Linked DNA regions of Homo sapiens: region 2 is linked to region 1. Evidence: chromatin loops called from intact Hi-C (ENCODE). Cell type or tissue: heart left ventricle. All regions are shown on one strand. Each heading gives the region's core, and the rest is flanking DNA. Links, peaks and the distances in the headings are about the cores only. Region 1 overlaps ZBTB20 (zinc finger and BTB domain containing 20). Region 2 overlaps ZBTB20 (zinc finger and BTB domain containing 20).

Region 1 (15,483 bases), core at 4,472-12,471:
TTTTTACATGTAACATCTCATTTATTCCTTACAACAATCCTATGTGTGTTCTGAACAGGTTTTTTTTTGTTTTGTTTTGTTTGTTTTTTTTTTTTTTGACAGAGTCTTGCTCTGTTGCCCAGGCTGGAGTGCAGTGGCACAATCTCAGCTCACTGCAACCTTCAACTCCTGGGTTTAAGCGATTCTTGTGCCTCAGCCTCTCGAGTAGCTGGGATTACAGGCATGCACCACCACACCTGGCTAATTTTTGTATTTTTAGTAGATGAGTTTTCACCATGTTGGCCAGGCTGGTCTCAAACTCCTGACCTCAGGTGATCTGCCCGCCTCGGCCTCCCAAAGTGCTGGGATTACAGGCATGAGCCACTGTGCCCAGCCCTTCAGGACAAGTCTTATTATTGCTATTTCATATAAGAGAAAGTCGAGGCTCTCAAAATGTCTAAATGACTTGCCCAAAGTTTTGCACAGTAGCACATGGCAGTGTTGGGATTAGAAACTATGCCTCTTAAAGCTTTTTCCACTGCATAACAGTGGATCACTGAGGAATGGAACTTGAAGTGCCCAAAGATCGAGAGTTATCTTAATTCTCAGCAGAGAAAAAAGAAAGACACTGAAAGTAATGATGAAGGTTGCTTTAGAGATAAGAAATGAACACAGATAATCACACACACACACACAATTCCATGAGAAAAATCCAAACTGTTTGACCAGATTGGATTGCAAATTTTGTTCATCTAAACAATCAAGTTATCTACTGAATAGTCTGAGTTAAGACTCTTGCGATAATATTGCCACCAACTTCATTAAAAACCACAGAGACAAACCTAAACCTGCACACGTACACAACCTGATCTGACATGCCTGGTTGAATTTTATACACACAATTCTTAAATATCTCCCTGAGTACACTGGCCCCACACTGCAGTGAACAGCCATGAAAAGCTGAATCGTTTTTGCTGATATGAGTACAGATGCGAAGGGGGACCCTGCCTCCCCATTCAAGCATGCCTCATTCCTCCAGCACACAATGCTGAGGCAATTCCTTTCCCAGGCTTTCTTTTATTTTTAACACTAATACAGTGGGAAAAAGTTTCTGCCACAGCAAGGCAAAGTCCAGGCTTTTGTGAGCATGTCCTTTTCATCCAATGGGCATTAATGTATAGATTCCAATGGAATAAATCTGAAATACTCTACTGTAGAAGATTTGTCCCCCATTGAAAACAAATCTTGATTAGATGGTTATTCAGGGAGTGTATAGGAAGGAATGGTGTGAAAATGCTAACTCTATTCTTTCTTAGATTGGCACTGAATAGGCATTTGGGCTATTCAAGAAAAAAAAAACACACACACACACACCCAAACCCCAACCCTATCAACTGTACAAAACCACAAAACTTTACATAGATTATGTGATCATGTGTATTTGGGGATTCTTCCCCACCCAAAATAAAAAATGCACAGTGTTATGAACACAAAACTGATGGCAAAATGAAATAGTGATAAAAATAGTTCTCTGTGTTTTAAAATAATAACTTACCTCCTTTTTACTAGAGTAAAAATACAGAGTCAGCTTGTGATGGCATTCCCTCAAAACATGGAAGGAATTGCAGTAATGAAAGTCATCATGTATTCTAAGAGACTGTTCTGCGAGAGCACAACACAGACGGGGCTAAAGCAGGGGTGAGTACCGAAGGGAAAATCTGCCTGTGGGGAATTGGGGATAGAGGGCCTGACTCTCTGTTTTGCAGGAACGTTGCTCCTGCCTGTCCCTTAAGCTGCAGGGGTCCAGGGATAGGACTTAGCATGAGAATAAAAAGCTGCCTGCTCACAAGAGAAAATGAGCAAGAAAGGAAACAGCAGGCAATACAATCTCTTTTAATTAGGTGTGAAATCCAGTTCTTTCTCAATCAGGAGAGCAAAAGGATATATAAAATGAGACTAGTGCAAGGGTAAGATGCTACAGAGGGGGATGGGGATTTGAAGTCTCTGGACTTGGAAGGAAACATCAGCTCTCAAATGAAAACCAATATAAATTTCGGTCCAGTTAATAAGCCTAAGTCAAGTGGCAGGGCCAGAAAGCCCTTGAGCTTTCAATTTGGGGCACCAGATGAGGTTAGTGGGTCTTGCACATGAAACAGGGTGCAGCTTGCCAAGTTAGTCACACTAGGAAAGAGCCAGTCATCTCTGGAGAAAGGGGGGATGTATTTTGGTGACTGAGCCCCCTTATTCTCCAAACCCCCTGCCTGGGGTAAGACTTCAGTTACATGTACTTTACCTCCTCATATATGCCAAGGGAGTCCTGCTGAATCCCTGCACTATAGGAGGTATAGTAGTTTCTTGCTAACAGGTTCCATCCACAGCAAATGACTCTGCACCACCCCACTCTCTCTTTCTATCTCATTAGTATCATCACAGTCTTGGGAGGTGGCTGGGAGCACTGGAGAAATCACACATGCAAGTGGAAGGCAGCAAGCAGACAAGATCTCTTTCTCCTATCTTGGCTCTATATACCTAGCATATCCCAGCTGCTATTACCTCTGTAGTGAGACTAGGGAGGGTCATCAGCCTATGGGAGGGCGAGCTGTACAGTTTTACTTACCCATTCTTGGGTGAAAAGGGGGGTGTTTTGGGCCATCTCCCAATAAAGGTTCTCCTCTATCTTCCAGATTGTCTAAGCCCAGTGTGGAGGAACCATCAAGGATTTCAGCACGTTTTTTTAGCCATTGGTAACAGAATTCTTCACATAAAACATATATCAATTGTTGAAATTTGCAGAAATTTGACTTCGAACTTGCAGAAATTTGACTTTCAAACATGTTTGCAGGAATGGCTACCTATGAAAGTTGGGGACTAGCTGGATGTGCTTTTTTAGTCACTACTTATTATTTTATCTAGACAAAGATTAAAAATTACTAACTTGTTTACAGTATTTACAACACCATTCTATTTATGATCCCAATACTGTAATTGGGTATGCCTTTAATATTACCTGAATTTTTATTCATTCATAGAACATTTCTAGAGAATACTTAAAAGTATTTAAAGGTCCTTGGTTTTATGTTTGGGTTTTGGGGGGTATGTATAGTTTTTATAAATGGACATGTTTATACTTTTATAGGAATAAGGTCAGTGGCTTTCATCAAAATCTCAAAGGGGTCTGTGTTTTCCCCAAATTAAGAGCTGTGGATTGAGATTCAGGCATCCCTCTTTAAAATACTTGTAACTACTTTCCATAATCAAAGCTTCTAAAACTGATGCAAACTTTGTGATTGCATTACTCTGATGCATAAGGTCTGTTGAACTGATATTTTCCATTTACTTAAGTTGAGCTGATACTATTTTGTATGAGAAAGCAAACAATCTTGGCCAAAATGAGAAAAGTTACTTTTCAGAAGAGAAATATTTTTTAAAAAGATTGAAAGGGAAGAGAGAAATGTAGGTAACTACTAATATTAGCAGAAATCTGGATTATGACAGACATATAGTTTACAACTGTTGAAGCTAACTATTATTTAGCAAACTTTGTTTTACTCAGAGTAAGTCCCTTTTGACAGTTAAGACAAATCCACAGAAGAATTAGAAAACACCCTTTAACATCTTTTGACTGTTAAAAATTAGATATTGTGGTATAATTTGAATAAAAAATAAATATAAACTCAATATACACATCTAATCAGCCAAAAAAATAGTTTACTTGCAAGATCTATAGCACTTGTAATGGGGAGACTGCCTTTCTTTCTATTTTCCTCCTTCCCTTTCTTCCTTTTTGCTGTCATACCACGAAGTTTTACTAAGTTTGAAGTATGGGGAACAAAGAGGCAAAATTGAGAACTAGAAAAACATTTGCTCTGTGATTTTCAGGCCCATCCCCAAATCTTGACTTATCTTCCATTCCTGACTTCTTTTTCCTCTCTTCACTCCACCAAAAAATAAGAGCTTTATACTTTATCTAAGGCTGAGAATAGATTTACAGTACTAGTGGGATTTTACAGGTCCAAAGGAGAAAGTAATTCCAGAAAAGTCTTTTTACTTGGCCTTAGAGGTCTCACAGTCTCCCTTGGTTAGCCCAGGCCTTTGGCTTGCCTGATTTTATGTTAAGTCTGCTGTTCTCTCTAAGAAAGGATGAGGGCATGCCTATCCATATTGTAAAACTGTAAATACAACTGACTTATGAATGAAGCTGCTTTGGGGGTCACTTGAATTTTCACCAATTCATTAGTGAAACATTTACTGAGAATACCCCAGTATAAATGGAACCATAAGGATACAAAGGATCTTAAATCTAAATCAATAGAAGAAATTTATCCATAAGGATCTTTGATATTGGAAACATATATTAATCAATCAACTTCTCCCAGACCTCAGTGCTCAGGAAAAGCTGTGTTTTGCTTTTCTTTGTGGAGCCTGTGAATATCATAACTGATCATGTTTCCCTCTTGGCTCTGTTCACTAGGGAGCTCAGAATAAAAATTTAGGCCCCCTTTTAGCAACTATGTAGGACCTCATGGTATGCTTTTCTATGTAAAATTTTCACCAGCCTCATTATATTATCCATTCTTTATTTTACCTCTACTCTGATTTCTTTTTTTTTGTAGTTATATAGAAATACATTTCCTACATATTTATTAACAATTGAATATTAATTTAAGCTACCTCAAATCCCTTACTTATGAGGTGAGGGCATAATCAATCAATCAACAAGTAATTGAGCATCCACTTTATGAAACCAATTCCAACCATAAGTTAAAACTTCAGTCTTGAGTATTATCACACTATATGCTTTATGAATTTTTTATACTTTGAGCATCTGATTCCAATGAGGTAAACTGTTGAAATTTACTTTACAGTACAGTTTGTGAAAATTAAGTTTTACTCTGTGAATAAAGAATTGGATAGATAATTCCAGACAACATTCTGAAAGACACTTACGCCGTCATTCCAAAGTTGAAATGAAATGAGGGGGAGAAGACTTGCTGGGACTAAGGAAAAAAGTCAATGAAATCTGAGGTTGATGCCTTTAAATCCTCTTATATTGTAAACCTTTTGAGACACCTTTTAGGAGTTTCATTTTTTCTCTCTCTAAAGCGCTTTCCTTACAAATTTAGCTACTGCCCTATTGTAACCTTTTCCTTTGTTCACTAAATCTGGGGAACAAAAATACAGAGATGCTACATCCGTGGGTGGTATACAAAAATGAACCAAAGGATCTACTTAAATTCACAAATTTGTGCTGTTTGAACTTGGCTTTGAATAGACCTTAAAGAAGGATCTGTATATTCAATTGTACAGTTAATAAGTTAGGTCTTTTGTTTTGCTTAAGAAGCAATCACAAATTTAAAAATTGAGTATATGAAAACCAGCATCTTCTTACTTGATAATCTGTTCTTGTGGTCTCTACATAATCATATACTTATTTTATAGAAAAAACAGATTTATAAATTCAGTGAGTTCAAAGATTCAGTATAACTCTCAGGTATGGCATTTCTTTAAAGAATATCATCACACACTGATGAATTATAGTTAGGTAAGAAACTGATTTTTTGACTTTGGGAAAACTTTTCTCTGGACTTAAACGAGTGAGAAAACAGAACTCAATAGTGTCATTAAAAAAAAAAAAAGCTTTCTGGCAAAAAATATCATTGAGTTCCCAATTCATAGAACTTCCTTTAGTCCTCTGTTGCTGTGCTGTTCTGAAACTGCTTTTGAAGCAGGTCTTCAAATTCATGCTCAAATGTTCTCTTCCCTTGGGTCTTTCTAACAAATAAAAAAAAGTTGCTTCCAATGAGACCGCTGTTTTTCAAGAGTATCTCTGTTTGTTGGTAGGAGGGGAATGCAAGATTTTCTTTTTTTTTTTTTTTTTGAGACGGAGTCTTGTTCTGTCCCCTAGGCTGGAGTGCAGTGGCGCGATCTCCAGCTCACTGCAACCTCTGCCTCCTGGGTTCAAGTGATTCTCCTGCCTCAGCCTCCTGAGTAGCTGGGATTACAAGCGTGCTACCAAACTCGGCTAATTTTTTTTTTTTTTTGGTATTTTTAGTAGAGACGGTTTTCACTAAGTTGGTCAGGCTGGTCTCGAACTCCTTACCTTGTGATCTGCCCACCTTGGCCTCCCAAAGTGCTGGGATTACAGGCGTGAGCCACTGTGCCCGGCCAATTTCTCTATGGACTTGAGCCATGATAGATAAGTTCACTGAGGAGTAAAGACCTTCTATCCCAAAGCAACAGGGAAAAGCCAAGGAAAAAAGTAAATCTGTTTTGTTGGATGACTGGTTAAAATGGAAGCACTGAGATGATTTGTGTGGGCTAGGTTAAGAGAGTAGCTGAAATTCATCTGCGCACCTAGGGTATAGAACCAGGCACGGGAAATCATTAAAAAAAAGAATAGGACCTAAGTTCCTTTTTGGCTCATACTGAGATGAAGAATAAGTGCTGTCAGATAGAACTCAAAACCTTGGGAGGTTCTGGTAAATAAGTAAAGTAGAAGGCATACTTTATAATTATTTTAATCACAAGTAGGCATTTTATCTTTATGATATTCTTTATATAGTCTTTTGTATAATATTTATTATATTATTTACATATTGTCAAAAAAGACATTGAGCTATAGAAGTCTCCTATAGCTATAGCTAACATTCAAATTATCTGATTTCACTTCACTGATTTGGTTGGATTTGATTTTCTCTAAAATAAAATCTCTGTGCTAATCCAAAAGGTTGGCCATTTTGCTTTCCTGTGTGTGGATTACATTCATTTTTACTTCTCTTCTGCTGAATTTTCCGCAGTTCTGAAGTTATTGTGGTTTCTCTCCTCACCAATTCTTATCATCCCCATGAACCTTATTCAAACTTTTTCCTTTTCTGTGAAGCCTTCTGTGATTACTAGAGTTCACTTTTCTTGGTTTCCACTGGTTGGTGAGGTAATAAACTAAGACATTCATTTTTGGCTTGTTCTCACTGAATTAGAAAACTTTCTTAATGAGAAGGTATCTCCCCTTTCCTCCACCTGTAGGAATGAATGGCCAGGTTTTTGTATACTTTATAGGCTCCTTTGCCTCAGGGAGTTGTGGTTTCAGAGCCCATTAAGCCCTAAAGAATAAACCATAAAACAAAGAGTTTTCTTTCCTAATGTCTGTTCTCTAAAATGAATTATTAACCCAGAATGGGTAAGGAGAGTGAGGCTGATTGATGCTTTGGAGTTAGAGAATTGGATAGCATTACTGGAGAGAAAAACAATCCACTTTCCCTCAAATGCAGAAGGTAGCAAGGTCTCTACTTGCATACAGCTCCAGTTGGGGTAATTGCTTGGCACACTTCTGGAGGCTGGACATAAAAAGGCACCACTTTGAGAGGAACAGTGATCATCTGGGGGCTGGGCCAATGGTCAACAGCAAGGACCACTGTGGAGGGCATCTGTAAACCCAGCTAGTGCAGTAGTGCTGGCAGTCAGAAGGACGAGGCTCAATGGCATCTTTGTGGGGTGGTCAAGCAATGTCAATGTTGGAGACCATCATGGACTAAGGACTTAGATTTAATGAGTCTTGTACCAATCTAGGGATGAGAAGGGAGCCCCAAAACTTGTCTGTATTTCTTGCGAATTTGGTGACAGGGGCCTCAGGTTTAATTTTCTTTAGAAAAATACGGGAATTTTTTTGTACCTGAATGTTGAGGAGTGTTGGGGAAGTTCACCTGAACTTCCTATACATGTAGCACCTAAGTTAGTTCTTACCAATATATTATTGTTTCTTTTTTCATTTGTGTCTGTCTTATCTCTCTAAGACTCAAAGCCTCCCAAAGGCTAGTATCTTGTCTTGTTATAACCACAACTACAATGACAACTACAAATATGTAACTGGATCCCTCATTGTGCCCAGCATGTTTCTTTATAATGTGTGGGTTCTATGTGAGTGCTTGTTTGGTCAGCTCTTCGCTACACTTCACAAACAAGTGGGAACCTCAGGGCGCACATTTACTCTGAGATATGTCTATGTGATATGGTCCTGACAGGGCTTTTTTGCCCCTGAAGTTCTGTGTAATGCTCTTCTTCTTGTCCTTTATTTCCCTACCTACCCACAGTTCTATTTTCAATAGAATTTAAAGTCCAAGCAATTGTTTTATGTGTTCACTGAGTTGCCCACAAACTCTGCTCATTCATTTATGATTTCTGATACATGCCATGCTGTCTCTGTCTCCCTGATTCCATTTCCCCAGAGAGACAGCTCACTGGGTCCCCCTGTCAACAGAGGATTCAGTGGAACCCAAAGCTAAGCCATACTTTGTAATAAAAAATAAGAAGAGATGACCAATCTATGATGTGATAGAAAAATGATCAGGCCAAACTCCGATCACTTTTGCCTATGTTAGGGAAGCTAACCTGCTTGGTAACAGATGTTACAGAAATATCTATCAATCAGCATTGATAACAGGGTATTTATATGTACATTAACAGTAGTGTCAAGGATTGTTTAGAATATTTTCTCTTGGTGGCCACTGGGTGTCCTCATTTACAAAGTAAATATGCAATATTTAGTGAAGGTCACTGGAGAGAATAAAAGACACTAGTTTTCTCTTTGGCCCTTCACATACTGGGGATAAATTTATTGCTGAACTCACAAGCAGGTTATATATTAGTACAGTTTAAAAACCTTCAGGTCAAACTGTTAAAAGTTTATAACCAAGAGTAACTTATTCAGGGTCCAGACATGAATTTTAAAGGCTGTTTCCTCAACAGAGGGGACTGTGATCAGCTATTAGAATGATCCCTTATTCATTTGAAAATTGGCATGGGATTTTGACTATCTGCCGAGAGAGCCAGCAGAGAGGAGCAGAGAAGGTCTTAATTTATTCTTGAAAGAAAAGAGAACACCAAATATCTCTATGGGATATTTGTTAGATTCTGTTTTTATCTCACCTTTTCTGAAAACTAATTAAAAATAATAATGAGAAGATAAAATATGTCCTTTGCCTAGGAAACCTGAAATAATGTGAAAAACATTACAATGAGCTGGGTCAGTATACTGATTATCAATCATTTCACATTTGAAGACAAAGAATTAAACTATTCCTTTATGGACCTGTTATCCCACCTGTAAAACAAAGGTGTGTATGCTTCACAGGGATGTTGTAGGGACAAATAGAATATGAGGCACACAAGGTTCCTAGGAAGAGAAACTGTACATGAGATAGATTTAGGGCATTACTAGTATTCTAATTGAGGCTGAGTCACAGTTGTATATGACTTGTTCCTGCTGGAAGACAGTAGTCAAGGCCAGAGCTCACACAGCCAACAAATATGTTCTGATTTGCTGCTCTCAGACACTGAGTCTGACACACTGCTCAGCAATCACTTACTGCTCCCTAAAGTGGTATTTTGCATTTCTAGGATTGTCATTGTCTCTAAATTTATACTTATATACATCGCTGATGAGGTTCTTCCCTTGCAAAAAGAAATTTCAGCCTTCCTCCAATTCAAGATACAGGCCTACTATTGAATACATAACAGTACATGGCCTTCAAATGTCATGCCTAGCCAATTAGCTAATCCTTTCCCAAAATAAACTTCACTGTAATATTTTTTTTTTCACTAGCATACATCCCCAGCTTAATTACTATTCTCTGGCATGTTATTTCAGTACATAAATTATCAATATGATTTTGTGTCAAAACCAACAATTTGACCAGGCATGTTGGCTCACACCTGCAATCCCAGCACTTTGGGAGGCTGAGGTAGGTGGATCACTTGAGTTTAGGAGTTTGAGACCAGCCTAGCCAACATGGTGAAACCTCGTCTCTTCTAAAAATACAAAATTAGCTGGGCATGGTGGCGCATGCCTATAATTCGAGCTACTCAGGAGGCTAAGGCAGGAGAATAATTTGAACCCTGGAGGCGGAGGTTGCAGTGAGCTGAGATCATGCCACTGCACTCCAGCCTAGGCAACAGAGTGAGACTCTGTCTCAAACAAACAAACAAACATCCCCCAACAATTTATGCAAACAACATCAGGGAAGCTAGGAAGCTCTATGAGCTATTCTCTGCCGTTCAGATATGTTCGATTGTCTTACTAGCTGAGCTTAACAGCCTTTTCTGTTTTTAAAGGACCACCATGCATGCCTCTAGTACAGCAATCTCTAACACTTAATCAACAGTTACGTCTACAGCAATACACAATAGCCAGGTCACTTTCACCCTGAGATTATACTAAAGGCTCACAATATGCTCAGAGTGTATGGAAAAGTGTCTCATTTCTTCTAAAGATCCTTAAATTCCTTGCTTTTATAGTATTATCCAACTGATTAATTAGTAGATTCATTTTTCAACTACTGTAGCCCCAAAGATACATATCGGCAGAGCCCTCCTGATTGTATTTTACCCTTGGCCTTTTCTCCTTTTAGTTTCCTCAGTTTGCACCTGTAATTTCACTTTTAGAACTTCTCTAGGCTCGGTGGCTAAACACCACACAGCACAGGCTTTATCTGATGTGCCGGCGCCTGGTGTGGTCTAAGACACACTGGTGTTTTGTTCTTGAAGTACAGGATTGATGTTCTGAAACCTAGGCTCTAACACAAAGGAGATCATTAGCTCATTTTAAGTGTCTCTTTTCTTCCCTCCCAGCCTCCTCCTACCCACCCCAATACTTCCTTAGTCCTAAGCACTGGCAGCAGATGGCAACCATATTCCAAAGCTGAGTATACATAAAATAGTGCCATGGAGAACAGAGTGGCTTCAAAGTTAGCCTTTCTATTCAAGTGGGATGGCGGGGACTTCTGGAGGAGTGAACTCATCTCTCATTCATTTAATCCTCTATTCATTCAGCCAGGAATTTGTTTTCCTACACATCCATCTACTGTCCAGCCAGTTGAGGGAGGGTGGGCATGAAGCATCTCTCTTGAGGGCCCTTCCAGCAGGAGGGCACTAAGATTTCTATGCCAAGCTCTTGTTTCCCTGGGCCAGCTCTGCCTGCTGCTGATCAAATCATGCCATTCCTGTAAGAGGAGCTTGGGAACACAGTGTGTAGGGGGTGGATTTCTCAAGAACTATCTCCTTGCTAGACTGACAGTCACATGCTGTATTCCCTAGACAAAGATTAGACCCAGGAAAAAGATGAAACAAGGAGGAGGATGTGGGGTTGCAGAAAACTGTGCAGGATGTTACAGTAACGGGAGGTGGGAGTGGGAAAACCTTTCCTTTTTGTTGTTTCAAGGTTTGCTAGAGCTTTTGCCTAATCATCTGTTTGAGCATCTTGAAAATAAGTATCTATTTCCATGGTATCTATCAAAAACAGGCACCAGATTATACTACAAAGTTGACCTGCCATATTGCTATTAGAATTAAAACATGTAGCAGCTTACATTCAAAAGAAAGCTTTTCTGTTTCCCCAGCATGAAAAGCAGAGGGTATTTGTGATACACTTTGTTTTGTAGGTCTGCTGAATGAAAAAAATAATCGGGTAAAAAATTAGTACCTATATTTTCACAAATGGGCATAATGCTTACAAATGCACTACATCATTATTTTAGCTTCATTCTCCCCACAACATTCATTTATTCATTCAACAAACATTTGCTGAGCACCTACTCCTAATTTGTGTAAGCACTTTGCTGGGTGCTAGGGATTCAGCAGTGGACAAGGTAAACAAGATTCCGCCCTCCTGAATTCTGTCACCTGGCCAAAATAAACATTTAACAAGTACGCTGCTAGAATTTTACTTGAGAAAAAGGAATAATTCATCTTACCTAGTATTTCTTCTGAATCTTTCTTAAACATATTTCTTGAAGGTCCAGACTCCTTTAACTAAGAAGTTCTATCTTAAATCTCTCTCTTTCCATTGTTATATTCATTCCTTTCTTGGTTACAATGTGGAGAGTTCAGATTGCAACTGCTATCATTTCTGGGGGGAATGGGGGTGGGACTGTAACCCTGAGAATCCTTGCTTTTCAAACTACACATATATTTTCTCTGTAAATATTGTACCATCTAATTTGCGTCTTTGGATTTTGTTGATTAGCCATCAACATGTGATTTAAGGAATACTGCATATGAGATGCAGAAATCATGACTCAGTAAGTTATTATTTTAAAGCTCTATTTTGGGATTTATACAGACTTGTGTACAGTCTAGTTTGGCTTTCAATCTAATCTGCAACTATTACTAGGAGGCTTTTAGATCAAGTTCCATACCCATGTGTCTCTGGAATTCTACAGTGAGAAGCAAAAGTGCTCAGGAGTTAAGAGAAGCAGACGTCCGAAATTATCTCCATGCATTACCAAAAACCGTGGGCACCACGGCACGGGGAAAACTTACCAGGTACAATGAGCCAGTGACTGTTACTGAATTTCTTAAGATTACACTTTTCCCAACTACTGCAGACTGCTTCAGAATAGAAGAAGGTAAGTAAGCAGGGTGATTACAAGCAATCCTCCTCGGAAGTGAAACTCACTCTTCTAAGTTTACCTCTGTTTTGAATTATTTCAGACAACTCTCATGCCATCAAGCCGACGGACTTTCAAAAAAATAAAAGATGCATTTCTTTACTTGTAAGTATTTGTCTTTGCAAAGGGCTCTCTGATATGGTAGCACAGAAGTTTGCACATTCTAAGGATCTGATGTTTTGCCCTCTTCGGGTATCCCGGCTGGAAGGAGCTACGGTGAAAGGGCACCTAAGGTGAATGGACAGATTGTAGATGGGTGCACACAGGAAAATGTACAGCTCCTACAATGTATTCTGAGGTAAGAGAGCACACAAGTCCATTCCCTATAATTTGAAAATCTCTCTTCTTTTTTTATTTTTTAGAGACAGGATCTCACTCTGTCACCCAGGGTGGAATGCAGTGGGATGATCATGGCTCACTGAAGCCTTAACTTCCTGGGCTCAGGTGATCCTCCCACCTCAAATTCCCAAGTAGCTGGACTACAAGTGCACACCACTATGCCCCGCTAACTGTTTTGTAGAGATGGGGTTTCACTATGTTGCTGAGGCTGGTCTCAAACTCCTGGGCTCAAGTGATAAATCCACACTGGCCTCCCAAAGTGTTGGGATTACAGGCGTGAGCCACCATGCCCAGCGTGAAAATCTCTTATTGACTAGAATGCACTTGAAGACAAAAAGGAACTTAACAGGTTAACACTAGAATGTAATGCTATAATATTAATAACACTCTAACCCTTCCCTATACCAAGAAGACAACATTCAGAGAGATTTGAAACTTCTTTCAGCCCCAGTTTCCTTATCTGTAAATGGGGTGTTTTGTAATAAGATTATGCATATTAGTCCTCTTTCATTTTTAGGAAAAAAAAACATACAAATGGGGGAATAAAAGAAGGCAAAGAGATAATGGAGAAACTTCCCAGTCTATTCAGGCCTGAATCCAAGAAGGGACAAGAAGAAGGGCACTGGCTTTTCCTCGAAGTGAAGGATGTAACTGTCTTACACACAATCTCCTCCCATAGATCTAGGGCTTTTCAGCCTCAGTCGTTCTCAGGGGGAAAGGATGGGGACCTGCAACAACTTTCACTTAGGCTGCATCAATTTTAGTTCATATTAATAATTTTCAAGCACTTAAAACTGTAGCCGACACTCAAATTCACGGAGCGCTGGCTGTTTTTCTGGTGCTGCTTTAAGGGCTTTACATGTAGTGTTCCATCGAATCCTTCTAATAACCCTATGAGATGCATACTATTTTTATTCTCATTATGCAATTATGCACATGAGGAAATGGAAACATAGGGAGGTTAATTAAAGGCACATAAAATGCATTCATAGGCTGAAGTTCATGTTAAAAAGAGCAAATAAGTAGACCATGGGGGTGAGAAAATATTTTCTGAATATTGGAAAACAACACATAGCCCCAGTCTTAGTCCATTAGCAACATGTTCAAGAAATAGCTTTAGCAGTCTGTTATCATACCTGCCCCCACCCTGAAGGCATATCGGAGGGACCCGAGAGGACATCAGGAGCCATTCTGCATTGGGATGTTCACAGGGACCTCTCCTCATTGCTTCTAAGTTCACTCTTGGGTGCCAGGTTTGAGGGTGCAGATTCTGATTAGGATATGTCCTGGGGAAGTGGCTTTTTCCTTCTGTTAGTTCTCTGACCCTAATGTAACAAAATCTTTAAACCTGTGTCCCAGAACAACACGCAGGAAAGAATATGAACCTCTAAAAGAAAGGCCCAGTAATGGTACCAGTAGAGTCCAAGGCCTCCAGGTCAAGAACTCCTGCTCTGGAGCAGGGCTGGAAGTGGGGGCACGCTTTGCCTGTATCACTGCCCAGTGAAACCAGGCCTGCTTTGCAGTGCCTGTTAGCATGTCAACCCAGGATTACTTAGGCCACTTCAGGAATCCCAGGATCTAGTCACCCATCTGGGACCTTTAGGTCAGGAAGAAAATGGAATGGGCTAGATTTATGAAAATTGGAAAAAATCCAGTCAGGTGTACCTATAAAGACCTACAGTATTTCCCTGAGAAAATGACATGTATCCTTTACCCTGGGGTTAACTTCTAAAAGTTTTAGTTTAGAATTTGCATGTGTCTTTTCCATTAGACACAGAGTTATCTTTTGTAGTTCAAACTTATATGCACCTTTCTTTCATTGTCTCCTTTACATCTAAATACCTGGTTAAGATATGAGGCAAAGAGATAATCAGTGATTATATAGGGAAGAACGTGATTACAGTAAAAAATTGAAGGACAAAGTTAATTCAGTTACTGCTTTTTGAAATTCTTTGTAGTATTCTACATGCCACACCAAGCTTTTTTAAAAATTCTGTACTCTTTGGTCTAATATCTTGGTATAAAACTGATAACATAACCAAGCTAAAACTAGTGAGGATAAATAAGTAGGAGGAAACTCATTTTTAGAATTGGAGAGGAAAGGAAAAAACTCCTCAAGGTCAATTTTGACATCAACTATAAATTCATTTGGCCTTGTGAAATTATAAAGACTCATGTTCAACATTGTTCCATGTGGTTGTTTATATAATTTTCAGTAGTGACAAAATAATCTCCTTATTTAGTTTTACAGGTAATTTAATAGTAGAACAAAGTATCGTTTGATTCAGTTGGTTCCAGATCACCATCCTACAGTAGAAGTATATCAGATACTTTTGTGTACAGGTGGGATTGGCCTTTGGAATGTCTTGGACCATCACAGAAAGCAGCATACTTTAAGTAAACAAATTGAAACCCTCCCTACAAATAATGAATTTGAGGATGTCCCATGACAATGAAGGTGGCCTTGAGAACAACACATAGGTTTGTTATTAGTAATTACAGAGCTACCTGAATTGGGCATATCATGAAAGAAGTACACAGAACATGGCTTTTAAAGAATTATGCTTTGTCATTTCAAAAACAATTGTTTTTAAAAATTGTTTTAAAAATTGTTAAGATGATTTAAATGTTCAAAGTGTATGACACCTATCCTCTGCTTAGTGTTCAGAGGTTACTGAGGGTAAGGAACTGAGTTAATATTTGTGAAGTAATAATACTTGTAAAA
Region 2 (15,483 bases), core at 3,437-11,436, 720 kb after region 1:
AACTAAAACTTTTAGAATAAAACATACAGGAAAAGCTTCATAACATTCATCATAGTAATAATTTCATGGCTGTAACATCAAAAGTACAGGCAACAAAAATAAAAATAAACAGGTAAGACTATACATCTTGACTGCACAGCAAACAACATAGTGAAAAGGCAACCTATGGAATAGAAGAAAATATCTACAAACCTTATATCTCAGTGATTCCCAACCTTTCTGGCACCAGGAACTGGTTTTGTGGAAGACAATTTATCCAAGGACAGGAGGATGGTTTTGGGATGAAACTGTTCCCTCTCAGATCCTCAAGCATTAGTTAGAGCCTTATAAGAAGTCCACAATCTAGATCCCTTGCATGCACAGTTCGCAATAGGGTTCACACTCCCATGAGAATCTCATGCCACTGCTGATCTGACTGGATGCAGAGCTCAGGCGGTAATGCTCACTGGCCGGACACTCACCTCCTGCTGGGCAGTCCAGTTCCTAACAGGCCAGGGACCATTACTGGTCTGCAGCCTGGGGCGTGGCGAGCAGGGGTGAATTCCCTGATATATCTGATAAGGGGTTAATATCCAAAATACATGAAGAACTCCTATAATTTAAGAGCAAAAAGAAAAAAAAAACTAATAATCCAACTTTTAATAATGCACTAAGGAATTTGCTAAGGTCTGAATATTACCCCTCCCCCAAATTCATACGTTGAAACTTAATTGCAATGTGATAGTATTAAGAAGCAGGGCTTTTAGGAGGTGATTAAATCATGAAGGCAGATCACTCATGAATGGGACTAGTAATTTTAAAAAGAGATGATGAGCTGTTTGCCCTTCCACAATGTGTGGGCACAGAGGCCACCATCTATGAAGAAGAGGCCCTTACCAGATACAAAAACTGCCAGTGCCTTGACCTTGGACTTTCCAGCCTCCAGAACTACGAGTAATAAATTTCTGTTGTTCATAAATTACCCTGTATTTCCTTAGAGCAGCCCAGACTAAGAGACACTTGAATAAAGATTTATTTAAAGTAGACATACAAATGGCCAAGAGATATATTTAAAAATATTTAACATCACTTATCATCATCAGAGTAATTCAAATTACAACCACAATGAGGAATTGCCTCACACCTGTCAGGGCTGTTATTAATAAAACAAAAGACAAGTGTTGATGAGGATGTAGAGAAATTTGAATCCTTGTACACTGTTGGTAGGAATGCAAAATGGTGAAGCACTATGGAAGATAGTCTGAAGTTTCCTCAAAAAATTAAAAATAGAACTGTTATACAATTCAGAATTCTCACTTTTAGGTATTTATCAAAAGAAACTAAAATTAGTATCTTGAAAAGAGCTTACCACGGTATTTCTCTAAATGATGCACTTGTACCAAATCATTTAATCCTCAGGACAACCCAATAGGTACTACTTTTAGCCTCAATTTGTAGATAAGGAAACTGAAACCCAGGCTAAATAACTTGCCTGAAGTGAAATAACTAGTGAGTTTCAGAGCAGGAATTCAAAACAGAAAATCTGGCTCCAAAGTCCATGCACATAACCTCATTGCTTCCCTATCTGAATCACCTAATAGACTTCTTAAATATAGAGACAATTCATATAACTAATCTTGTTATTTGTATATCTCACACTATCTAGAACAACGTGTTATTGCTAATAGATATTCTATGTTGTTTTTGATATGAATGAATGAATAAAAGAGCAATATGAAGCTATGGAGGAATAATCACACTGAGTGCTAAGCCAGAACTCTGGTAAACCATAAACTATATATAAAGTGTGCCTAAAATTCTTTATGAGAAATTATTCTTCATCCTCACAACTCCTCAGAAATTTTATCCACAAGTAACTAAAGTTTTCACATGTTTCACTCATAGGATCTTCACTCTTAGCTAACTTCAATATTGGAAAATTACAGACGATTATTTTATGTCTATTCTTAATGACCATTATGGCACATATTTCATACATTTTAGTCTAAGTATAGAACAACATTATCAGTAAGAATATGTGTGTGTGTGTGTGTGTATATATATATATATATATATATATATGAAGAGTGAGAGAGAGAGTGGGGTAGATGATATGGGGGTTGAGGTAGTTGGGAATGAAGAAACCAGCAATGGTAATAACAAGATAATAGAAATGAAAACAACTAACATTTTCTCAAACACCTATCAAGAGCTCGGCACCTTATTAGGTCTTTTATGTTAATCATCTCACCTGGTCCTCACAACAACCATGAGGTAAAAAAAAGTTGAACCCTGAAATTTTGATATTCCTTTTCTTTAACAATAGATTGTATCAAGTGAATTAAAAGAATGTAAAGTGAATAACCATTTTATTAGAGTTGAAGCTTAAAAGTTATTGGACTGCTATAATACATGAACTACATTTTTTTCAATTAGCGTTTTCACCAACTTTATAAAAAAAGTTATATAAAGGGCTGACAATCACTATTATTCTGTTTATACTGATACCATCATGAGTTCACATATGTTTAATATTTATTCCACATAAACTTATTTACAAGTTAGTACACTGTTCACTAAGAAAATATGGTAAAGTTGTCAGATTCTTGAGGTAGGGCACAATAACAAGTGCTAGAATCAACACACTGTATGAATTGCCTTGAATAATCACTCTAGATGTTCAAGAAGTTTCCACTTACTCTCCAGGGCTAATGAGTATTACATGCAATAATCATAATTAAAACAGAAGTAATGGAAATATGTGCGCATAGCTACAAAATATCATAATCTCAGAATTAATCTTCAGTTCCTCAAGTCTTTCTTATTTATTTATTTATTTATTTATTTAGAGACAGAGTCTCCCTCTGTCACCCAGGCTGGAGTGCAGTGGTGCAATCTCAGCTCACTGCATCCTCCGCCTCCTGGGTTCAAGCGATTCTCCTGCCTCAGCCTCCTGAGTAGCTGGAATTGCAGTTGCCTGCCACCACACCCAGGTAATTTTTGTATTATTGGTAGAGATGGGGTTTCACCATGTTGTCCAGTCCAGGCTGGTCTCGAACTCCTGACCTCAAGTGATCCACCCACCTTGGCCTCCCAAAGTGCAGGGATTACAAGTGTGAGCCACTGCGCCCTGCCCCTAGAGTCTTAAATCACAAATGTTTATCAAGAAGTTTAAGTTCTGTTCATTAATTTAATTCACTCCATTCTTCGTAAAAACCCTGATATGCTAAACCTTCAATAATTCAATTGCATATTATCCATACTTTAAAAATAATTGCTCAAGTGACATATTGCATTACATTACATTACATTATTAATGGATACTAGAAATAGAGTGCCTACAATGTGCTGGGGAAAATATTAGGTGTTTACGATATGATCTTATTTATTCTCCATCATTCTAGTTTGGCTTTCTTATCTGCATTTTACAGATGAGGAAAATAGCTCAGTGTTACAAACTGAATGTTCATGCCCAAATTTATATGTTGAAACTATACCCCCAATGTAATGCCACTAGCAGATGGGGCTTTTGAGAGGTAACTGGGATTAGATAAAGTCATGAGGTTTATGGGATTAGTACTCTTATAAAAGAGACCCCCAAGAGCTAGCTTGATCTCTTTCTACCAGAAACACAATGAAGAGTTAGCAGTCTGCAGCCCAGAAGAAGGTCTTCACCAGAACTCAACCGTGCTGGCACTCTGATCTTGGACTTCCAGCCTCCAGAACTGTGAGGTTACAGCAGCCCAAATTGACTAAGACACTCAGAATAAGCTGTCCATGGTCTTACAAAGATCAAACATTGTACTAGAAGGGGAACTCAAATCCACCTTGGGCTACCACAAACAATAAGAAAATTTTGCAAAATAGGAGACTATAAAGTTAACATACAAAAATCAACAGCCTTCCTACACAGAAACAAATGCCAGCTAGAAAATATAGAAGAAAAGAGCCTGTTTAGTATAGTAAGGCTGTAAGAAAGTAAGCAAGTAAATAAATAAGTGGATGCAATACCAAAAGGCAGACTTAATAATAAATGTTTAAACCTAAAGCCAAAAGGAAAATTAGAACATTTCAGCAAGATACAACAGTTACTGAGCAAATGGAAATAAAAAACAGATTCTTGGATAAAAAGATTCACCCTCATAAGAACATTAATTGTTGTGATGTTAATTCATAAATTCCTTATAATTTCAATAGAAATGCCATCAGGGATTTTCTTTTTCCTCAAGATCTGCTAGTTGATTATAAAGTTCACTTGGAATAACAAGTATGCAAGAAAAGCCAGAAAACACTGAAAAAGAGTAATGGTAGAAGCAGGGAGGGAAGCTAACATTTCAGATATAAAAACAAGTTATAAAGCTTCTATAATTAAAATAATGTGATAATATCACATGCATAGACAGGTCAATGGCACAGAATAGAAGAATATAGAAATACATCTGACTGTATAGAAAAACTTACTATAGGATATCATGCAAGTACTAGAAGAAACATTGATGAATTCCCTTACAAACTGGCACTGGGAAAACTGTTTCTAATTATGCTTCAATGTGATAATATCCAAGAAAGTCAACTAAACAACTGGGTATTAAAGGCAAATACCTCTTTTTATCAAATAATCATCATTCTCTGGATTCTATGTAAAGCAATATCTAAAACAACCCTGGGAATCACATAAATCTCAAAATTGTTGAGTAGAACAAACTTTAACAGTTTCTCTTCCTTCATCATCATTTTTAAACCCCAGCAGAAAGATCACAGTAATATAACCAAAACCTAAAAGAGCCTAAAACACACATCTGTAGGGTTTGGTTGGAAATAAACTACACTATCCTATATCCAGTTCATATCTAAGACTTTTCCTTGCATTTCAGTACGATGCTGCTTACTTTTTAAGAAGGATTACAATCCTTGAATATCTCAATCCACAATTTATATTTAAAAATGCATAAGTAATTTCTATGTGCTAGAGGGCAAGGGCCCTTAATAGATATTTAGATTTATACTATAATTAAAAAATAATAATAATGCAAATGTATGTCAAAGCTCTGTAAACAATATTTTCAGAAAATTTGTTGTGGAGAAGGACCCCTGGTGTCCAGCTGGATTTAAGCCAGTCTATAATATAGCTGTTGACTGCATTGCCTTCAAATCTATTATCAGACAGATCTTTACTTACCTTGAAATGTTTGACTTCACCATAAAATATATCAAGCTTCTAAAATTTGTAAAGATTATATTTATGAATAAAAATATTGGTAGTGCTACATTTCCAAATAAACATTTTGAGAAGCATGATATAGATTCTTTAGACACGGAATACACCATCACTGACTGGCAGGAATGTATCTCAGACACAATAGTTACAGTGTCTGATTGGTGTCTCTGGAACGTATAGATAGCATCTACATTTATAAAAATAAATACTATATTCACAAGTGGCTTCTGGAAAAGCTTCTTTTAAAAAAACAACATTAAAATGGCACATTGGCAAAAGACATCACAGCCTTGCTGTATACTAACACTGCCTTGCAAATGAAAAACCTGCACTATTCCTTATGATCAGGGTTTCACCCATTTATTTGGTTAATCATTCAAATGGCTAAACAGACCTCTAATTTGAAAATAAAAACCAATTGATGCAATCACAAACAAGTTCTAAAATTGCGGTTTATAAAAATTGAAATCTTGTTCTAAGCCAAAACACACACACAGTTACCTTTTCCTAATCAGAGCATTCATTTCTCCTCATTATGATCTCACAAGCACATTAAAATCTTATTAACATTAATTACTTCTGAGCGCCTATGCATGAGCAGTGACAGTCGTGAGTGTGCGCGTGTCTGGATCATATCTACATTTATATACCTTGCTGCACTTTGCTTATAAAACATGTGAAAATATTTCTGCTAACACCAATTAGCTAATTTCACACACACACAGATAGTAAACTGCTGTCTCACTGCACAGCCTATCAGAAACCAGTAAACATATGGACAAACGGACGGGAAAGAAAGCAGAAACACCTCTTGAATGTGAAAACTAAAATGCCTTATACTTGAGCCTGAATACTTAAGGTGAAAACAAGTTGGGAGGACAAAATAACAAAAATAGAAAACAATTTAAAATGATAAAACCAAGCATACTATTTTCTACACAGATGGTTTCAGTGATAAAATGATAGAGACAAAGAAAAACTGGCAAGCAAAAAGCAGCAAACACAGGAGAAATATACAGAAATGAAAATGTCCTTCCTTACATGTGTGTACATGCACACACATGCACAAACACACACATATCTGCTCCTCTTAAATATACTCATATTGTAATTTGAATAAAAACAATATAAACTTTACTCTGACCATAAGGTAATAGCACACTACATTTCAAAGTCAAACAGGTCTATCCTCACAAGCAAATAAATATTCCTGCTCAAACCAAATGCTTTATGGATTCTACTTATACTAAGAACATTATATACAGGAGCCATTAATACCTACAATGGAAACTCAAGGTAAATGCAAAAACCAAGGCAATTATAGCCACAAAGCTACATATAACTCTTATCTCTTTGCTTCACAATCTCCTTCTCTCAGCATACAACTATTTTATCATTCATACATATACTCCATCAATTTGTATTCTTCTTTGCCTCATCATATGTCCTTCATTAGGAATATTATTAAAGAATAACCATTGATCATCGCATCCACATTTTCTTTTTCAATCCATGTGCCCATCTTCTCCTCACAGCCTAGAGTTTATAAATCCAAAGTCTTATTAGATACCACTATATCTATATAGTCTTTCTGCCATCTTTAATTTCCTTGTTGCCATCAAACTATACTGTTTCACAAAGAAAATACCAAAAAAGTCTGTATTCCATAATGAAATTTTCAGTGATGAAAACACTTACCCTCATTGGATTACAATACCTATGTTTGTAAACAAAGGTGAATAATAAAACTTAAACCTAAGAGTATTATACTTTTTATAGAAAGTTATTTTAGAACATTTGACTACAAAATAAATATAGAAAGAATATATTCAGCCATTCAGCACAATTCATGTTAAGTTGATTTAAGCAGTTAAGCTATAATTATAGCTCATGCTATAATTCCAATTTTCTACCTATTGTCCAGCAGGCTCATTGGCCTATAGCATAGGGGTCAATGACCCATAGCAATATAGGTGTGCATGATAGAGATGGGCTACATAACAAATTCCTAAGTGCTCTCTCTGTAGAGTAGGATATATATTGGAGAAGAAATGGTAGGGAGCAGAGAGAGGGTTTCTAAATATTTTTGAAATAGCATTAAAATATATGACATTGGTATTAATATAAAATGTAAATGGTAACCAAGAATATACTGTATTTTGTTTTAATTTAGTATTATTCAACATGCTCATAACTGAACAAAGTTTAGTGGATATTGTCTGTGAAAACTAAAACTTGCTAATATAAGCACTATTAGCTAATAAAGTGTTAAAAGTTTTTTTAATAAAGGATAGTAAAATAATGTTAGATGCAATAAAATGGTATTTAAAGATGAGCAAGAGTTATTTCAAGTAATTTCCAGTTTACCATAACAATTTACAAATTAAAATTATCATCCTTACGATGTTTACATAGACTTTGTATAGGTAAGTAGCAACTGTCACAGTAATATTTACTACTTGTAAATATTCTGACTTAACCAGGCTTACCATACTGCATGAAGAGTGCCAAAAAAAAAAAAAAAAAGACTAGAGAACTAAGAAAATAAAAAGTTGAAAACCTAACAGAATTAGTGGTTGCCTGTCTCATAACACAATAGCACTCTATGCTTAAAAAAAATACTGATTTTTAATTAGTAAACACTGAAATATTTGTTTATAGGCCATTTATAGCCCACTAAACAAAATCTGTGAACCAAAAATTAAAGTATTAACAACAATTGCCAAATGAAGGTCAATCTGTTTTTTTAATATCTAAATTAACAGATCAGTGGAAAAATATGAGATTTGTTTTTTTAAAAGATTAATTTATATTAACATCTTCAAGAATACTTTGCATTAAGATAGATCCCTAATGATCAGAAAATTATGGAAAATCAGGAGTGAACAAAGAAATAATCTTGAGTAAATATAAAAAGTATCATCATGTTAATCAGTTAGCTATGCTGCAGAAAGCGTCCCAAGAATCCACTGACATATGACCAAGACCGAACTAGCAAAAAGTGCACAAATATGTTGAGACTTAGAACCCACCTTCTCTTTCATAAATGCCCCATCACAAACTGCAAAGATTAGGTGGCCAAATTTCAACATCAAAGATTCACTTGGCATTCTGAACCAGATCTAAGAATCATGGTCTTTATTTTCCAGTAAAAGCTAATAAGCTGAGACTTACTTAACGCTTTCCTGTTTTGTTTTGTTGTTGTTGTTGTTGTTGTTTTGAGCTTCTCAAGGAATACTGAAATTGGAGACTACATGTGAAAACGATAGTTCATCTTTTCCAAAAAAAGATATTCATCCAGATTGCCCTCCAATCGGTGAAATCTGAGATGTCTAAAAAGTCTTCTTTGTGAAAGCCTTACAAATATATCCAAAGATGTTGAGTCCCATATGGCTCTGATAAATGAAACCCGTTATTGTGAATTTCAAGCTCTTCCTTAAATCAAAACACTATTGGGTGAATTTGGTGCTCATGAAATAAAGCACTAATTGCGTGGCCTAACAACACTGAATCCTCTGCCTAGCAGACATTTTAAGTTGTGCCAAATTGGTTTTGGGATGTGAACAAATATCCTGGAGCCAGACTCTCTCACATGCACACACTACTCCCTGGAAGTAAGTTGGACACTCTTGGAAACTGCATTAACTCTTTCAGGCCACCAGGGAACCTAACTCTCACTAAAGGAAAGGCCTCTTTTAAGATAAAAACAAGTCATTTCATCTAAAGTTAAACCTAAGAAAGAGGTAAAAGAGCAAAAACTAATTTGTGGCTAAACACTAAAATGTCCATAGACATAAAATAGTCCTTAAACCCCAGTGGATGCTTTTTCAAATGTATCCAGAAAATCTTATTTGGGCATAATTTCCAAGACATTAATAAGAGTTGTGTGCATTCAGGAAAAGAGAATTCATTTTAAGCTTAATATGCCACATTTGCCTCAGGCCGAGTGATAAGAAACTTTTGTTTCTTTGGTAATCACTCTCAAGCTTATTATATCAGGAAATTTCTTGAGTTTCTATTTCACCACATGAAATATGATTTCCACACTAGAAATTTTTTTATGGTCTTTTTGTTCTGGTTCAGAAAGATGCCTACAAACATGAAGCTGAGTATTTAAATGGCAATTAATGTAATCCCATCTCCCTTGCACTCAAATTTAGGAGTTCATAAAAACAATTTTTAAAAGCACCTAAATATAAGAAAAATGTACAAAAACGGGCGTTGTATTTCTTTCTCTATTTTTTAGTCTTAATTTCTTCAGCAGTAATTTCTTAGAAATAAGTTGTTTACTTTGGTAGGGCATTTTAATTAAGCATTTTATTTGCAGTATGATGAAAGCACAGCATTTCTTTCCCCTTTTATCTCACTAATAAATACCCTGGATTATATTTGTCCCCGGGATTACCTAAACTAACTACAATTTTATGCTTTTAGGTCACTGTCATTTTGTTGCTGTCATTCATCTTTCACCTTAAAGGCTTATGAAGATATAGATAAAGTAAAAACTACTTTTTTGGAGGTGGAAATAGCTAAATGCTTGTGAAAATGGTATTTTTCAGTCATTTCTAGTTTAAGCCTTCTATATTTCTTAGAGAACCGTATTTATTTTGTGTCAATTGGTGTGAATTTAAGAGTATTACTAGAACCCTATGTTCCACCTCCAACAAAGCTTTATATTCTAACAATTAGCCTGCATGTGCTGCTGCTATTGACTCTTAATAATATATAAAAAAAACAACAGCCTTGTCAGCCAACCCTACAAGGAAACTAGCTGCTATTTGCAAGTAGACAGGACACAGTTGTAAATCAAATGTGTGTAGCTGCTTCGGGCTTCTATTGGTTCAAACTGCAATTCTTAGAATGGAATACAGGCTATGGGTGTGTTTATATGAAGGTCCTCTACCTGATTTTCTCTGGGGTTTTGGATCTCTGAATAATTCATATATTTCCAAATCAAAATTTAGAGGATCTGTAGTGCACTAGTCTGTGTTTGTACTATGTCTGATGTGATGGCATCACTTCTAAGTTCTGTTGCATATTCAGTTAGTCAGCTCTGGTAACCGAGTAAAACTCACACTCTAGTAGAAATTGTTTGGTATCTAGAACCTTACTAAGGACACTAAGGGGTAAATGGTAATATTCAACAGATACCACATTAAAAAGTTTTCACTAATTTTTAAGTCAAATATTTATCATATCAGTGAGAAGTTGATCCAAAACATATTCACAACTTAGGGTGATACTAGGGCCAAATAGCAACTTTCCCCTGGGGTTCAAGCACAGAGGCTAACTGGGACAGTTATAAACTTTATGGAAGTCTAAAATTCTGATTCGTATTTCTACCATGGTCCTCCTTTCCAACTTAAATCCATCTAATGATATCAATTTAGGAGGAAAAGGTATCAAAATTTAGCTTATGTTCATTTCAAATACCTCAGATTAACTGTAATTAGGAGGTAAAAATAAAAATGGCCTGTCTTTAAATAGGTGTCCATTACATTTTTCACGTTTAGAACTCTGCCATGAGCTCAGAACTATTTATTCAATGACATTTCCTTTTTCCAGTTATATCTTCATTACTTACATGATCCAAATAAAATAGAGAAAAAAAGGCTTCACGTGGTGGACACTGTCCTTACAGCTCAGCTAATTCTAATGGTTTTAAAAGTCTAAATATATTTAATAACTAGCCTCTACACCTGAGATTATCAGCAGAATACTTTTTTAGATGTTAAAAGACAGTAGCCAAAGAAAAGAAGGAAAGAAAACGTGAGTAGGGATATTAGGAGAGCATCTTTATCAGCAAAAAAGCTGGATTGTCCAATTTCCTCACTGGAGCAATGAATAACCTAGTTCCCAGTACCAACCCCAACACTGAAAACTGCTGTGTAACTGTAGGCAAGTTATTTAACTTCAACTGGCTCCTACTTCTTAATCTGTGATGCAAGGGTAATATAGTTTCAGGCACCAACTGCTTCCTGCATCCCTATACTGGCTAGGATCTTTTAAAAATTATTTCCTGGACAAAACCTCACCCACATGCCATCAGTTATTTTCCCTCCTTTTTCCTGCCTCCTTTGCCTCTGCAGGGAAATAAAATTAGCAGTCAAAGTTAAACATGCCCAGTGGGCAAGACAGACTTTGGTTTAAGGAAAGGGATGGAGTAAGTTGTGTTAAAGTGCTTATTTGGCCCCAAATGGTTCATTGTTGGGATACCACCTCCCACAACTAGCTCCACTGGAATTTTTCTCAGGAAAATGGAGAACTGTTTTAAGATAGACATGCCCTGTAAGCTGGTCTCAAATCAAAATAAATTTAGGATATTCAAAAAATGCCCTACAGGATTTTTCCTGTGGAGCCTAAATAAATCACTGACCAAATTTTCCAATTCATGCTCTGCTGCTAAAGGGGACGTTCTACAAAATCATGTTTTAATTTCTACATCTGAAAAAGGAGTATAGGTAAAGTTCTTCACTTTGGGTTTTCATTCTTCTCTCTTCTCTGACAGTATTCTAAAAGAATGCCATTTGAGAAAAGACCACTCTTAGAGAAGAAAATTGAAATATAACCCCAAATTTCCAATAAACTTGTAAGTCTGCTAAAGACAAGACCATAACCCTGGTTAGAGATTTTGTGGGTCTTCCTTTAAAAAAAATGAACCTTTTAATACATAGAGAGGTGTTAAGAATATCCCAAAAGTGTACACATATCTAAATTTACAAAATCATGATTATTTTCACAACTAAAGGATATATTTTAGAGCTCTTTTAAATTGTGACTGCCCTTACTGCATTTTACTGCATATCAATAATTTGCATATTATTAAATATTTAAAAAATATAAAAATTACATTTTTAGCTATCCATACAGGATAAGTGAGAAATTGTACAAGTTTGCATACATGTGCTGTCATTTTATACTATGAGGCATTGTTTTTTTCAGACAAGAACATCAGGAATGCTCAAGAGTCAGTTTTTAGATGTTATGAAGCACTGAGGCATTGATGCTGTTAACACTTTCATTGAAATTTAAATGCAAACCAAATATTTTAAGACCAATAACAATGGATATGCCATGAAATTGTTGTGTTTCACAGCGTGTCATAATAGGTAAAATTGGAATTTTCCTTCAAATAATCTGTCCCATCCAAGAGTTTTAACTCTCAAATATAAATATAAACAAAAGATTATTCACTTCAACTGATTTCCCTAGAGGATTATGCATTATCAATTCCAAACTTTACAAGATTTAAGAAATTACTGGACTGATTAAGTGTGGCAAACTGGTTTGTTCCCTACAAAGGAAACAAACTTAAATCCCACAAAGTTTAATTAGCATTTAGTGGCTCAACAAATGGAGGAACAGCCTGATTCTGAATAACTGCAAAGCAGAGTCAGAAATTGTATATACTACTGGTTAACTTTGCTGTGAAAATTAGAGTGAACCAGAATTCAATCCCAGTTCTGCCACTTACTAGATCTGCAATCTTCGGTAAACCACTTAACCATTCTAAATCTTTCTTTCCTCATCTTTAAATAGGGTTAAGAAATACTTCATAGCAAAGGCATGGTGGTTAAGAGATCCCATAGGCGAAGTTCCTTAACAATTCATTAACTATAATTATCACTACAATTTAGACCCCTTCTGACCATTGAGAACCCATGAATTCTACATCCAGCTAAAAACCATTTTGCAATAGAAAAATTTTTTCAAAACTCAATTTACATGGTCTAAGCAACAATTATGATAGCATGTCAGGGGCTAATGTGGTGCCAAAAGTTAGACATTATCATTTAACACAATGGGAACCTGGTAAAGATTTACTGAATGAGGAAAAAATATAATAGGATGTAATAGAAAGAACAGAGACTAAATCTTGGCTTTGACTCTTAGCAGCTGTGTGAATTTGGCAATTTTTTCTGTAAGCTTCAGTTTTTTCATCTAAAACATAGGCAGAAAACCAGTGTATGCAACAAAGTTGTTGTATGCAAAGATTAAATTAAACAGTTTGTGTGAAAGGTGCTTAGCAATATCTCGCTTCCTTAATTTTAGCATTATAGGACAAGAGTTCTAATCGGTTTTCAAGCCTAAACTTTTCTTATATAGCAGTATCAACTCTGGCCTCCTACATAAAGTAAGATTATGTTTAGTTAAGGAATAATGTGAGAGATGAGGATAAATTCAGGTGTGACAGTAAATATATTTTAACAATATACCCTAGAAACAAGAGTAATGATTCTCAAACCTTGCAATATTACTAGGATCTTTGGTGTAGTTTTTGCAAAATATGGAAGCCCAAATACCAGTCTAGAGACTCCAATTTTAGATATGTGGGAGTAGAACCTAGGAATCTGTGTATTTTAAAAGCCCTTGGCTGATTCCGACATATAATAATCAACTAAAGTCGAGTTTTCTGAAGTATGTGGGCCAGCTACAACTCAGGATGCCTGAGTTCCATTCCATACCCATTAATAATGGAGCTCAGAAATTTGAATTTTAACAAAAATCCGAAGAATATCTTATGTAAACTAAAGTTTGAGAACCACTGGACTAGAATATAGTAAGATAATATTGAAAAGAATTTTTTTCATATTTGGTTATTTAAACTTTTTTCCCTCTATTTTTAAATAAACATTACTGTCAAAATTTATGAATGATGGGTAAAAATTTTATCTAAAGAAAATATTAGTTTTAGGGTAAGTATTATCATTATTATTACAGGTTTCAAAATCAAAATGGGAAATAGAGATAACATTTTAAGTCATCTACAGAGGGTCCACCAGCACAGAAAAGTATATCACCTAGGAAACACCATGCGTTTCACTGTTTCTTAAATTTGTGTGTTTTGCTTTGACTTAGTTTTTTATTATCCATTCCTTCTTTAATTAGAGCAGTAATGCCAATAAATAATATTTGTATACTACTTTACTATTTATAAAAAAACTTCATATATATTAACTTAATTAATCCTTACAATAACCTTGTGAGGTAGATAGGAAAGGTAATATATATTATCACATTTCTGCCAATAAGAAAACTCTTAAAAAGTTTGTGCAATTTGCCCAGTCATAAGTTTGCTGGTATTTATGGTAATACGTGGACTGAAACCTCTAGATGTAAATTTCATGCAAAACTGTGTGAAATTTAAAACTTAGGATTCATTTTTAAGTGCTATGAATCAAACTCAAAATAGCATGAGAGTCTCTGAACTGCAAGTAGTCCATAGTCCTCTACCAACCTGTGGGTTCATCTTACTATATAAGTTCATTGTACTTTATTTATTATATGGTTAAAGAATAGAAGGAGAGTGGAGCTCAATTAACCAAAAACAAATGAACAAAAAAGTGAAAAACAAATAAAAAAATGGAATATTCATCCATTATAATACTATTTACTCTGCCTACTTGCAATTCATTCCCCTATAAGCCCCTTTGCCTCAGTTTCCTCTTCTAAAACATGAAATATCAAATAGCACTTTCAAAGGCTAGCAATTTCATTTTCAACTATGATGGTACTTTAAAAAGTACAACTAAATATACAGCTAGAATAATACTAACATTTGCCCAATCCCTACAAAAATCCTGTCAAATCAACTAGTCCAGTCCACTCATTTTATACATAGGAAGTAGACCTAAAAAAACTTAAGTATGTTACCCCAAATAATAGCAAATTTGTTGTAAAGCTAGAATTAAAAATTATCTTTACATCAAAGTCAATTACAATACACACTTGTGAATAGGCAATGCCTTGTTTTCATAATCAAAAAGAGAAAATGGTCATTTTAAGATAAAAGGAAGAAGGTAATTTATAAAGGGATGTTTAGGCAGGAAGTGGTATCAGAAGCTGTTTTTCCAAAGTAAAAAGGCTCCAAACTTATTTACAACAAAGAAATGTGTATTTTATATATATATATATAACACACACATATATATAATACATACATATATATATATATATACACGAGAATGTTATAAACCAGCTAGACATAATCATTTGTTTAGACCTCAAATATTTGCATAGCTCTGTGCTGAATGCCAATAGAAGGTTCTGGAGGATGAATAAGACACAGACACTATCCTCAAGAAGCTCAAGGTTTAGTTGGAAGATGTGCTTACAAACAATGGCAATACAATGTGAGAGGTGATATTGCCAAGTTATGCATATAAAATTGCTGTGGGAATGTGAAAGAAGGAGCACCTCAATGCCTGAAATGACCGAGCTTAAGTGAGTATCTCTGACAATCCCTGTCTTCTCCATTTCCAATTCTAAATTAAATACTTCCCTGT

Evidence for each region. A loop is a pair of places that touch in the nucleus more often than their neighbours do. Peaks named below come from ENCODE experiments on the same cell type or tissue, not always from the same donor. Only the 100,000 strongest peaks of a DNase experiment are listed, where the experiment ranks them.
Region 2: it touches region 1 in a loop (2.6-fold over the local background); 13 of 110 quality-filtered maps call a loop at or near these places.

The regions. Positions count from the first base shown.
Region 1 is chr3:114,354,505-114,369,987 of GRCh38, forward strand. The region is part of intron 10 of ZBTB20 (zinc finger and BTB domain containing 20); the gene reads right to left. It overlaps ZBTB20-AS1 (ZBTB20 antisense RNA 1), which reads left to right. Exons shown (of 9, transcript NR_038993.1): 2 at 1,549-1,677; 3 at 2,664-2,723; 4 at 4,845-5,004; 5 at 12,192-12,377; 6 at 12,463-12,717. Among named protein-coding and RNA genes, the nearest start is that of ZBTB20-AS1, 10 kb to the left of the region's middle. RefSeq lists an enhancer at 1,508-2,149. In heart left ventricle, for the core only: a CTCF peak has its summit at 8,493; no DNase peak of the experiment used is centred there; H3K27ac peaks cover 1,695 bases.
Region 2 is chr3:115,076,580-115,092,062 of GRCh38, forward strand. All of the region lies in intron 1 of ZBTB20 (zinc finger and BTB domain containing 20), which reads right to left. Among named protein-coding and RNA genes, the nearest start is that of ZBTB20-AS4, 16 kb to the right of the region's middle. In heart left ventricle, for the core only: no CTCF peak of the experiment used is centred there; no DNase peak of the experiment used is centred there.